Linked DNA regions of Homo sapiens: region 1 is linked to region 2. The links are chromatin contacts, found by Hi-C or POLR2A ChIA-PET in ENCODE. All regions are on one chromosome and are shown on one strand. The core of a region is the stretch at or near the end of the contact, and the rest is flanking DNA. Distances in the headings are between cores, read along the strand shown.

Region 1 (5,275 bases), core at 2,704-5,203, 140 kb after region 2:
AGCTCTTATTATTTTGAGATACGTTCCATCGATACCTAGCTTGTTGAGAGTTTTTAGCATTGAAGGGGTGTTGAATTTTGTCAAAGGCCTTTTCTGCATCTATTGAGATAATCATGTGGTTTTGTCATTGGTTCTGTTTATATGCTGGATTACGTTTATTGATTTTCATATGTTGAACCAGCCTTGCATCCCAGGGATGAAGCCGACTTGATCGTGGTGATAAGGTTTTTGATGCTGCTGGTTTCAGTTTGCCAGTATTTTATTGAGGATTTTCTCATGGATGTTCCTCAGGGATATTGGCCTGAAATTTTCTTTTTTTGTTGTGTCTCTGCCAGGTTTTGGCATTGGGATGATGCTGGCCTCATAAAATGAGTTAGGGAGGATTCTCTCTTTTTCTATTGTTTGGAAAAGTTTCAGAAAGAATGGTACCAGCTCCTCTTTGTACCTCTGGTAGAATTCAGCTGTGAATCCGTGTGGTCCTGGACTTTTTTTGGTTGGTAAGCTATTACTGCCTCAATTTCAGAACTTGTTATTGGTTTATTCAGGGATTCAGCTTCTTCCTGGTTTAGACTTGGGAGGGTGTATGTGTCCAGGAATTTATCCATTTCTTCTAGATTTCTGAGTTTATTTGCATAGAAGTGTTTTTATAGTAGTCTCTGTTGGTAGTTTGTATTTCTGTGGGATCAGTGGTGATATCCCCTATATCATTTTTTATTGCATCTGTTTGATTCTTCTCTCTATTGCAATTCTTTTTTTTTTTTCTTTTTGAGACTGAGTCTCGCTCTGTCCCCCAGGCTGGAGTGCAGTGGCGTGATCTCGGCTCACTGCAAGCTCCGCCTCCCAGGTTCATGCCATTCTCCTGCCTCAGCCTCCTGAGTAGTTGGGACTACAGGTGCCCACCACCGTGCCTGGCTAATTTTTTGTATTTTTAGTAGAGACAGGGTTTCATTGTGTTAGCCAGGATGGTCTCAATCTCCTGATCTCGTGATCCGCCCGCCTCGGCCTCCCAAAGCTCTATTTCAAATTTTATACATTGTGGGTGGGAATAAAAAATGGTATAGCCAGTCTGGAAAAGTTTGGCAATTTCTTATAAAGCTAACGTGTTTGTCTTATAACCCAGAAACCCCACTTCCTAGAGAAGTGAAAACTTATGCTTACATAAAAACCTTTATATAAATGTTCTGTTGATAATTCTGTGATTATCTGATGTTCTATTCATAATTGCTCCAAGCAAATGTCCTTCAACAGGTGACTGAACAGGTTAATGCATGAAGAAGTTGTGGTATATCCATACAATGAAATACTACTCAGCAGTAGAAAGGAATGAACTGTTTACACATGCAGCAGCTGAGCACTTTCCAAGGCATGATGCTGGGGGATGGGGAAGGAAGTAGTCTCAGAAGTTTACGTGCTGTATTTCTCATTTTTGAGAAGATAAAATACTGATGGAGGATAGATCTGTGGTTGCCAGGAGTTACGAATGGGAGAGGCTGTGATTATAAAGGGAAAACATGAGGGAGTTTTTAGGGGTGTGATGGCACTATTTTGAATCCTGATTGTGGCAGTGCTTATGTGAATCTATACATATGTAAAAATTATAGAACTGTACACTAAAAAAAAATGTGTGTGTGTGTGTGTGTGTATATATATATATATATATATATTTTTTTAGATAGGATCTCATTCTGTTATCCAAGCTGGAGTGCGGTGGCACAATCATGGCTCCCTATAGCTTCAAACTCCTGGGCTCAGGTGATTCTCCCACCCTCAGCCTGCTGAATAACTGGGACTACAGGCATGTGCCACCGTGCCTGGCTAATTTTTTGTATTTTGTAGAGATGGGGTTTCGCCATGTTGCCTAAGCTGGTCTCAAACTCGTGGGCTCAAGCGATCCACCTGTCTCAGCCTCCAAAGTGTGTGAGCCACTGTGCCTGGCCTGTGTGATGATTTAAAGAATAAAATTAATAAAATTATAGATGATGAACATTGGATTCTGATATGGGCCTCCAGTTCCTCCTTGCTAAGGTGAGGCTGATGATTTGCAATCTGTGCAGCCATTATCAAAATGCTGACCCAGTCTTGCACCTCTATTCTGAGGCTTATGTATTTTGATCTGCTTTCTTGCTTTAGACCCATTATGACTGAAAAGACTTCTTAAATTTTGCTTTTCCATTCCAGAAATGACTGATTCCAACCTTTCTCCCCAGCTGCTCAGCATGGGCCTCCAGCTGTGCTCTGCACACTCTGATAGCGGAGAGCTTGTACTCACCCCCCATGTTTGAAATATAATTTGCATACAGTATAATGCATAGATCTGAAATATATAATTCAATGAGCTTTGGCAAATATATACAGTTGTGTGTTCATACATGTTTTACAACTGGCTCTCTGGTGGGATAAAAAAGCCCTGCTTTGTAGTGTTTGCCAATTTCTGGAGTATAAATATTTCCACCACGGTGGATTCCAAGCTATCAATGTGATGCTGACTGGCTTGCAAACATCCTGAAAAATTAACAGTCCACTCTCTTGATGGTGCCAGCAGGCTTCAGCACACCACTGCCTGTACATAACTGTGCAACCAGCACCTAGATCAACATTCAGGACATGCCCATCACCCCATAAGTTGCCTAGTGCCCCTCCGCAGTCAATCCCCACCCCTATCCTGTGTGGACAACGATTCTGATTTCTATCTCCATCATTTAGGTTTTCATATTCTAGAACTTCATGCAAATACAGTATATTTTTGGCCTGACTTTCTATTTTTGCCTCAGATTTGAGAGTCCCTCCTGCGGTGTTTATCTGGTTGTTTGTCTTTTTCATTGCCCAGTAATGTTTCATTGTATGGATGTACTATCATTGATTCTCCTGTTAATTGGCATTTGGGTTGTTCAAAGTTTTGGGATTTTCTGAGTAATCTTGAAAGTACTTGAGAGGCTGTAAAAAAGAGGTTCTAATATTCCTGGCAAAACTTTCTGCTGGGAAGAGGAAATAGATCCTGAAGCTTCAGATTTTACTGGCGATAATGAAAGAGCATCTTTGAAAGTGTCTAGCATGTGGCAGACATTCAATAAATGTTAGTGGAGTCTCACTTTGGCAGAATTCTGCTTCTAGGATCTGTGCCCAGAAATAGATCGTCTTTTACAGAAAGGTCAGAATCAACCATTGTAGAGAAAATTTAAAAATACCTCAGAGAGATTCCATCTTCTCATTTGATAAATCCATTTCAGGAATATTTCACGATTCTAACAATTAGAAAAATGTCTATGTGATATTTTTATGTTATACTTTAAAGCCTACCTGTTATACATATTATCTGATTTACTTCATACACATTTAATTTTCATTTTATGCACATTATTTTATTTAACTTTTGCTACAATGCTGCAAGGTAAATGTACTTCTACTTTACAGATAAGGACAAATGAGGCTCAGAAATGCTAAGTAACTTTCCTAGCTCACGGAGCTAGTGAGAATTTGATTGCAGTTGCCTGACTCCAAAATGCATGCGTTTTCCTCTGCAACGTGCGGCCCCACCATGTTCACACCTCACTACAGACAGGAAGCACATGTTATTCAGATAATCGCTACCCATTTTCCTTTCATCCTCGTTTTTCCAGCGAGCAAAACATCTTGTACAGTCAGTTTCTTTTTTCATTTCAAAAGTACACTTTGAATAGGCTCAGGACGGCCTGATTTAAGCAAGCAGAAGGAAAAATCCTTACAAAATCTGTGTGGGCCAATCAGCAATGTGACAGAACGTTCGGCAGATGGCGCTGTTTCCACACGAGCGTAACGGCGGCCACAAGCGTTCTGCCGCCAGGGGGCGCCGCGTTCCGCCGGAGAAGCGTGGCTCCCGGGCGCGCGGCCGCCGCCTGCCCAGCACCGGCGCAGGGCCCACGCCTCCGTCGCGGTGCGTCCTTTCCCTCCAGGTGGGACGCTGCAGGCCCAGCCGCTCCCTGTGCCTCCAGACAGCCAGGGCTCTCACGTGGATAGGCTGCTGGACCAAGCTCAGTCCAGGAGGCCGGCTTCAACAGCTTCTGCTCAGCTCTCCCGGGCAGCACAGGACTGTGCAGAGCCTCCCCTAAACCTCATTCTTTTCATGGGCAAAGGGAAGCACAGCAGCGTTTGCCTGTTCTTGCCAAGTTAGCACCGAGGAAGTTTCATCAGGGAGGGGCAGGGGCCTCAGAACAGGGAGGCCGCAGGGCGGCCTCGGCAGAAGGTGAGTGCTGGCAGCCCGTGGCCCGAGACGTTAAGCACTGCGGGGAGAAAAGGAGAAAGAAGCTCCTCGAACTTTAGGCCCACTCCGGTGTGTGAGGAGCCCGGCCGAGAGCTGAGAGCAGCCTGGTCTTCCCTTCTCGGTGAGGCTTGCGCACTTGCCTCCCTTGCTGCTTCCAGAGTCATAGCCCCGGCCAGTCCTCCAAGGGCCCGCGTTCCACCATGGCCAGACATTCCCTTTGAGAGTCTGCAAAGCTTGTTTTCTCTCGGAGAATTCTAGGCAATGCAGGTCAAAGAAAGGATTTTGAATCAAGTCCTCGGCTACGTCAGATGGAAGTGCTTACAAGAGCTGCATTAATGGAATAATTCTTTTACTCCATGATCTGACTCCTGTCTACGTCTTTAATATTTTATTTTATTTTCATTTTTTTTTAGAGTCAGAGTCTCTCTCTGTCGCCCAGGCTGGAGTGCAGTGGCACAATCACTGCGCACTGTAGCCTTAACCTCCTGCGCTCAAGCAATCCTCCCACCTCAGCCTCCTGAGTGGCTGGGACCACAGGTGTGCCACCACATCCATGTCCAGTGTTCATTCTCACTATTTTCCCCGACGCCTGCTGTTGCTTTTTTATACTACTTGCAGTTCCTCGCAATGTTGCAGAAGCACTGCCTCCTCCGTGATGGCCTTTGGGTTCGTCTAACTCTTCCTTCATGGTTTGTCCCCTTTATAGAATCAATAGCGCCTATCCCAGAAATCCAAAATTTTCACTGCACTTGAGACTATTTACTTATCCATCTCTGTCTTCTGGGCTGTCATCTCATTGAGTTCATATTCACCTTTGAATCTCCAGCATGCAGCCTGAGGACTGGAGGTCGCACTTAGTAGGTGTTCACTGAGTGAATAAAGGAAGGATAAAAACACTCTTCACTTTGCATTTAGGGAAAAAATAGATAATACAGAGATTTCCATCAAAACCAAACCAAGCCAATGTCTCTTGGAACCACACTGACAGTTTATGCCTTGGACAACTGGTGTGATGGTTTATGGTTTCTTCATTGTTGC
Region 2 (4,571 bases), core at 2,072-4,571:
GCTATCAAGAAAAACATTACAAGGCATACTAAGAGGCAAAAGACACAAGTTTGAAGAAAGAGAGCAAACATCAGACCCAGAATTAGATATGGCCGAGATGTTGGAATTCACAGACTGGGAATTTGAAACAACTGTGATTAATATGAAAAGGGCTCTACTAGAGAAAGTAGACAACAAGCAATAACAAACAATGTAAGGAGAGAGATGGAAATCCTAAGAATGAGCTAAAATGCTAGAGATAAAAAATGAAGAGTAGGCTGGGCACGGCAGCTCATGCCTGTAAACCCAGCACTTTGGGAGGCTGAAGTGGGTGGATCATTTGAGGTCAGGAGTTCAAGACCAGCCTGGCCAACACGGTGTAACCCTGCTTCTACTAAAAATACAAAAATTAGCCAGGCGTGGTGGTGGGTGCCTGTAATCCCAGCTACTCAGGAGGCTGAAGTGGGAGAATCGCTTGAACCTGGGTGGTGGAGGTTGCAGAGAGCTGAGATTGCGCCTCTGCACTCCAGCCTGGGTCACAGTGCAAGACTCCACCTCAAAAAAAAAAAAAAAAAAAAAAAAAACATGAAGAGTAGCTGTGAGAGGCTAAATGGTAGACTAGACACATCTTAGGAAAGAATTGCTGAGCTTAAGGATATCTCAATAGAAACCTCTATAACTGAAAGACAAACAATATCCAAAAACTGTGAGATGATGAAAAAAAGGTATAACTATGCCTCATGGGAATACTAGCAGAAGACAGAGAAAGGAACAGAAGAAATATTTGAAGCAATAATGATTGATTATTTCCCCAAATCAATATGGAAGATGAAACCACAGATCCGGGAAGCTCAGAGGACACACAGGATAAATGCAAAAAAATCCTTCAAAACCAAAAAACAAATGAACAAAAAATGACTTTTCTTCAGAAACTGTGCACACAAGGAGCGAGTGGAATGAAATGTTTAAGGTGTTGAGAGAAAAAAGCAGTGTCTAACCTAGAATGCTGTAGCCCATGAAATTATCCCCCAAAAGCAAAGGGGATTTGTTGCCAGTAGACCTGCCTTGGAGAGAATGTTAAGTTTTTCAGAGAGAAGAAAAATGATAAAAGTCAGAACCTCAGATCTATATAAAGAAAGAACATCATTATTACCTTTAATAATGAAGGTAAAGGAAAAGTCTTACTTATTCTTTGTTGTTTTATTTTTCTTTTTACTTTTTTGAGACAGGGTTTCACTCTGTTGCCCAGGCTGGAGTGCAGTGGTGCAATCACAGCTCACGGCAGCTTCGATCTCCCTGGCTCAAGCGATTCTCCCACCTCAGTCTCCTGAGTAGCTGGGACTACAGGCACGTGCCACCACACCTGGCTAATTTTTTGTATTTATTTTAGTAGAGATGGGGTTTCACCATATTGCCCAGGCTGGTCTCCAATTCCTGGGCTCAAGTGATCCACCCATCTCAGCCTCTCAAAGGGGAAGATCCTGGGCATTGGGACTGAGGTGTTTTTGATACGTTCATGCAAAGATGCCTGGAGTGGGTGGTTGGATTTCTGGGTTGTTTGATTCATAATTGCTTGATTCATAATTGCCAAAACCTGGAAACAATGAAGATATCTTTCAGTAAGCGAATAGATAAAACTGTGATATATCGACACAATGGAATATTATTCAGCACTAAAAAGAAATAGGAGCTATCAAGCCATGAAAAGACATGGAGGAAACTTCAATGCCTGTTACTACGGGAAGGAAGCCAATCTGAAACGGCTACATACTATGTAATTCCAACTAGATGACACTCTGGAAAAAGGCAAAACTATGGAGACAAAAAGATCAGCGGTTGCCAGGGGTAGAGGAGAGGGAGAGATGAATATGCAGAGCACAGATGATTTTTAAGACAGTGAAATTACTCTGCATTATACTGTGATGGTGGGTAATGATGTATCAATGTAGGTTCATCAGTTCTTTTGTTTGAGATGGAGTCTCGCTCTGTCTCGCTCTGTCGACAGGCTGGAGTGCAATGGCTCAATCTCGGCTCACTGCAACCTCCGCCTCCCCGGTTCAAGCAATTCTCCTGCCTCAGCTCCCGAGTAGCTGGGACTACAGGTGCCCGCCACCACGACCGGCGAATTTTTGTATTTTTAGTAGAGACGCGGTTTCACCATGTTGGCCAGGATGGTCTCGATCTCCTGATCTCGGGATCCGCCCGCCTCGGCCTCCCAAAGTGTTGGGATTACAGGCGTGAGCCACCAGGCCGGGCCGGGTTCATCAGTTCTAAGAAATGTACCACTCTGGTAGAGGATGTTGATAAAGGGAAGGCGATGCATGTGGGGAGGTGGGGCGGGGAGTATTTGGAAAATATCTTTCTGCTCAATTTTGTTAACTTTAAACCACTTTAAAAAAACAAAGTCTATCAAAAATTATAGTTTACATTGTTTTTACTCTTTTTCTCTTTCTGGTCTTGTCACAATCTCAAGGTAAGGGAAATATCGGTGACAACTATAGAGTGATATTCCACTGCCATTTATACTCGATAGTTTCTAATTCAAGAGCCTCTCAACAGTGTAACAGGAACTTAGAGCATATGTGGAGCCAGTAGAGGAACAGAGATCGGGTTGTTTGGAAACTACTCTCTTCCAGGAAGGGAAGAACATTAGCTCGGCCGGCCGGCTTCTCTGGTCCCATCCACACACAGAACTGAGGATGGTCTCTGCGCCACTGCTGGGAGTACCTGGAATAAGTAGTGTGAAGCCGTACTAAGCAAAACCCAGTGAATAACAGGAAAGGGGCCTTCATATCTAAGAAGAGGAAAATGATGGAGTTTAACTTTAAAATGTGATCCTTCGATGTGTTTACATTCTTTCTGGACATCGAGGGCCCGGGGACGGGAAGGAGGAATGAAGGAACTCGGAAGCACAGGCTGAGGTCGCGTTCTACTCATGTCCTCAACTGTAAAATGGGCACTAATAGTGCATAGCTCACAGGGCTGCAGCACAAAGACGGTGGGTAGAAAGTGCTTAGCATAGGGCCTGGGGCAGGGTATGCTCTCTGCAAACGTCAGCTAATAGACGTGCCTTCGCTCACGGGCTATGGAACTTTGATTCGCGGTCAGGCAAAGACAGGCACTGTCTGGGGCCTCTGGAAGCTCCTAAATCAGGTGAGACGCGCAAGCAGGCTGGAACCTGCATCCCCAGGCCCAGCCGCGCGCAGGCACCCTCGCCGACCCTCCGCTCTCCCGAGCCGCTCCAGGACCCGCCCGCTGTGGCCCCGCCCCGGCACCCTCCAGGCCCCGCCCCGCGCTGCCCCGCCCCTTCCGCCGCGCAGGCCCAGAGCGTGCGCGCACCCAGACTCCTTGCGGGAGCGAGTGCGTCTGGGAGCCCGCGGCCGGAGAAGGGCTGCGGGTTAGGGGGCCGGCGCCCGCGGTTCAGGTGAGGGCGGGCAAGGGGCGGCGAAAGGGTTGAAGTGTCTCCTGGGAGTGGAGGGAGCGGGAGCGGGCGGCTGGGTCCGCGAGGTCGCTGCCCGTGTGGGCGTGGGGAGCGGGAGCGGGGCGTGGGGAGCGGTGCGACGCGTGAGGCTGGGGGTTAGGGTTAGGCACGGCGTGGGGGAGGGGCGGGGCCGAGCCGTGCAGTTCTGAGGATTGGACCCGGGCCTTGGGCCAGCCGGGCTGGCACCGGAGGGGAATTTGCTGCAGAGTTGAGGGCTTTGGAGCCGGCGGTTGCTCTGGAAGGACCCGAGGGTTTAGCTTCTGCGTTGGGGAGGGTCCAGCGGGGAAAGTTAGACCAGGTGCTGAAAGCCAGTGATGAGAGGCCGAGAGGCCTTCGTGGTCTAGTGAAGAGGTTCAGAACGCCCGAAGATCTGGAAATCCTTGGCTTCCGGGGTCCAACTCCCTGGCAGCTGCCTGGTTTTGGTATTTTGAGATTCTGTTCAGAATAGTGGCAGTGCAAAGGTTGTCAGTGGACTAGATTAACTTTAGCTAGACACGCACCGTCACTGAAGAAACTTGTGAGCAAGTTGTATAGAGACCTCCTAAGAGGCAGGTAGGACACTGACTTTGCAGTTGATAGTCTGTTCTATGCCAGTTCTGTTAAGAAGGTTTTATTCTGAGCATCAGGTTGCTTCTGCAATTTTTTTTTGGTGCTATTTTGAAGTTTTGTTAAACTCACATGCTATGTGCTGTCTCACCCGCTTCACTTATTTAGGCATAGGCATGATGAGGATGTCATTTCACCATGTGCTGAAGGGTGATGAGGGGGCACAGTTGCTTGGGGACCACCCACGTGACTTGACTCAACGCTTAAGTTTCTGCTATATCTTTACATGGATCTGAAATCTCTTCAAGGGAGCTTGAAATAATTTAGTGGAACATGCTTCATTTTACATATAGTTATTCTAGAACTGTTCTTTATCATTGGAGAATTTTGGAAAAGAAAAGTACCTGTATTACGTAATTCACACTGTCACTCATCTAGAGATTATTCATTGCAGGATTCCAGAATTGGAAATAACGGGAGGGAGGACCTGGTCCAGCTTCCCTTCCTCAAATAAGGAAATTGACACCTGGCGTGGTAAGATTTGTGGAATGTGGTGTTTGTGGAA

What was found. A loop is a pair of places that touch in the nucleus more often than their neighbours do. ChIA-PET counts read pairs that join two places held with the same protein, here RNA polymerase II (POLR2A). Pooled maps may share reads with other maps.
Region 1: a pooled map shows a loop between it and region 2 (4-fold over the local background). The contact joins the enhancer-like site here to the promoter of NFRKB in region 2. A Hi-C loop is called at or near these places in 2 of 168 maps with a recorded cell type or tissue (CD4-positive, alpha-beta memory T cell and HepG2) and 7 of 50 pooled maps. POLR2A ChIA-PET finds 5 or more read pairs at or near these places in 1 of 52 experiments (HEK293T).

The regions. Positions count from the first base shown.
Region 1 is chr11:129,749,534-129,754,808 of GRCh38, reverse strand. No RefSeq gene overlaps it. Among named protein-coding and RNA genes, the nearest start is that of TMEM45B, 64 kb to the left of the region's middle. RefSeq lists a silencer at 3,877-3,976 and enhancers at 3,764-4,263, 4,264-4,765. Within about 2 kb of position 3,953, at least 3 of the 41 ENCODE cell types and tissues checked have a DNase peak (open chromatin) inside an H3K27ac peak, as active enhancers do.
Region 2 is chr11:129,894,328-129,898,898 of GRCh38, reverse strand. NFRKB (nuclear factor related to kappaB binding protein) reads left to right here and starts at 3,321. Exons shown (of 27, transcript NM_001143835.2): 1 at 3,321-3,403; 2 at 4,461-4,540. RefSeq lists a silencer at 3,165-3,604.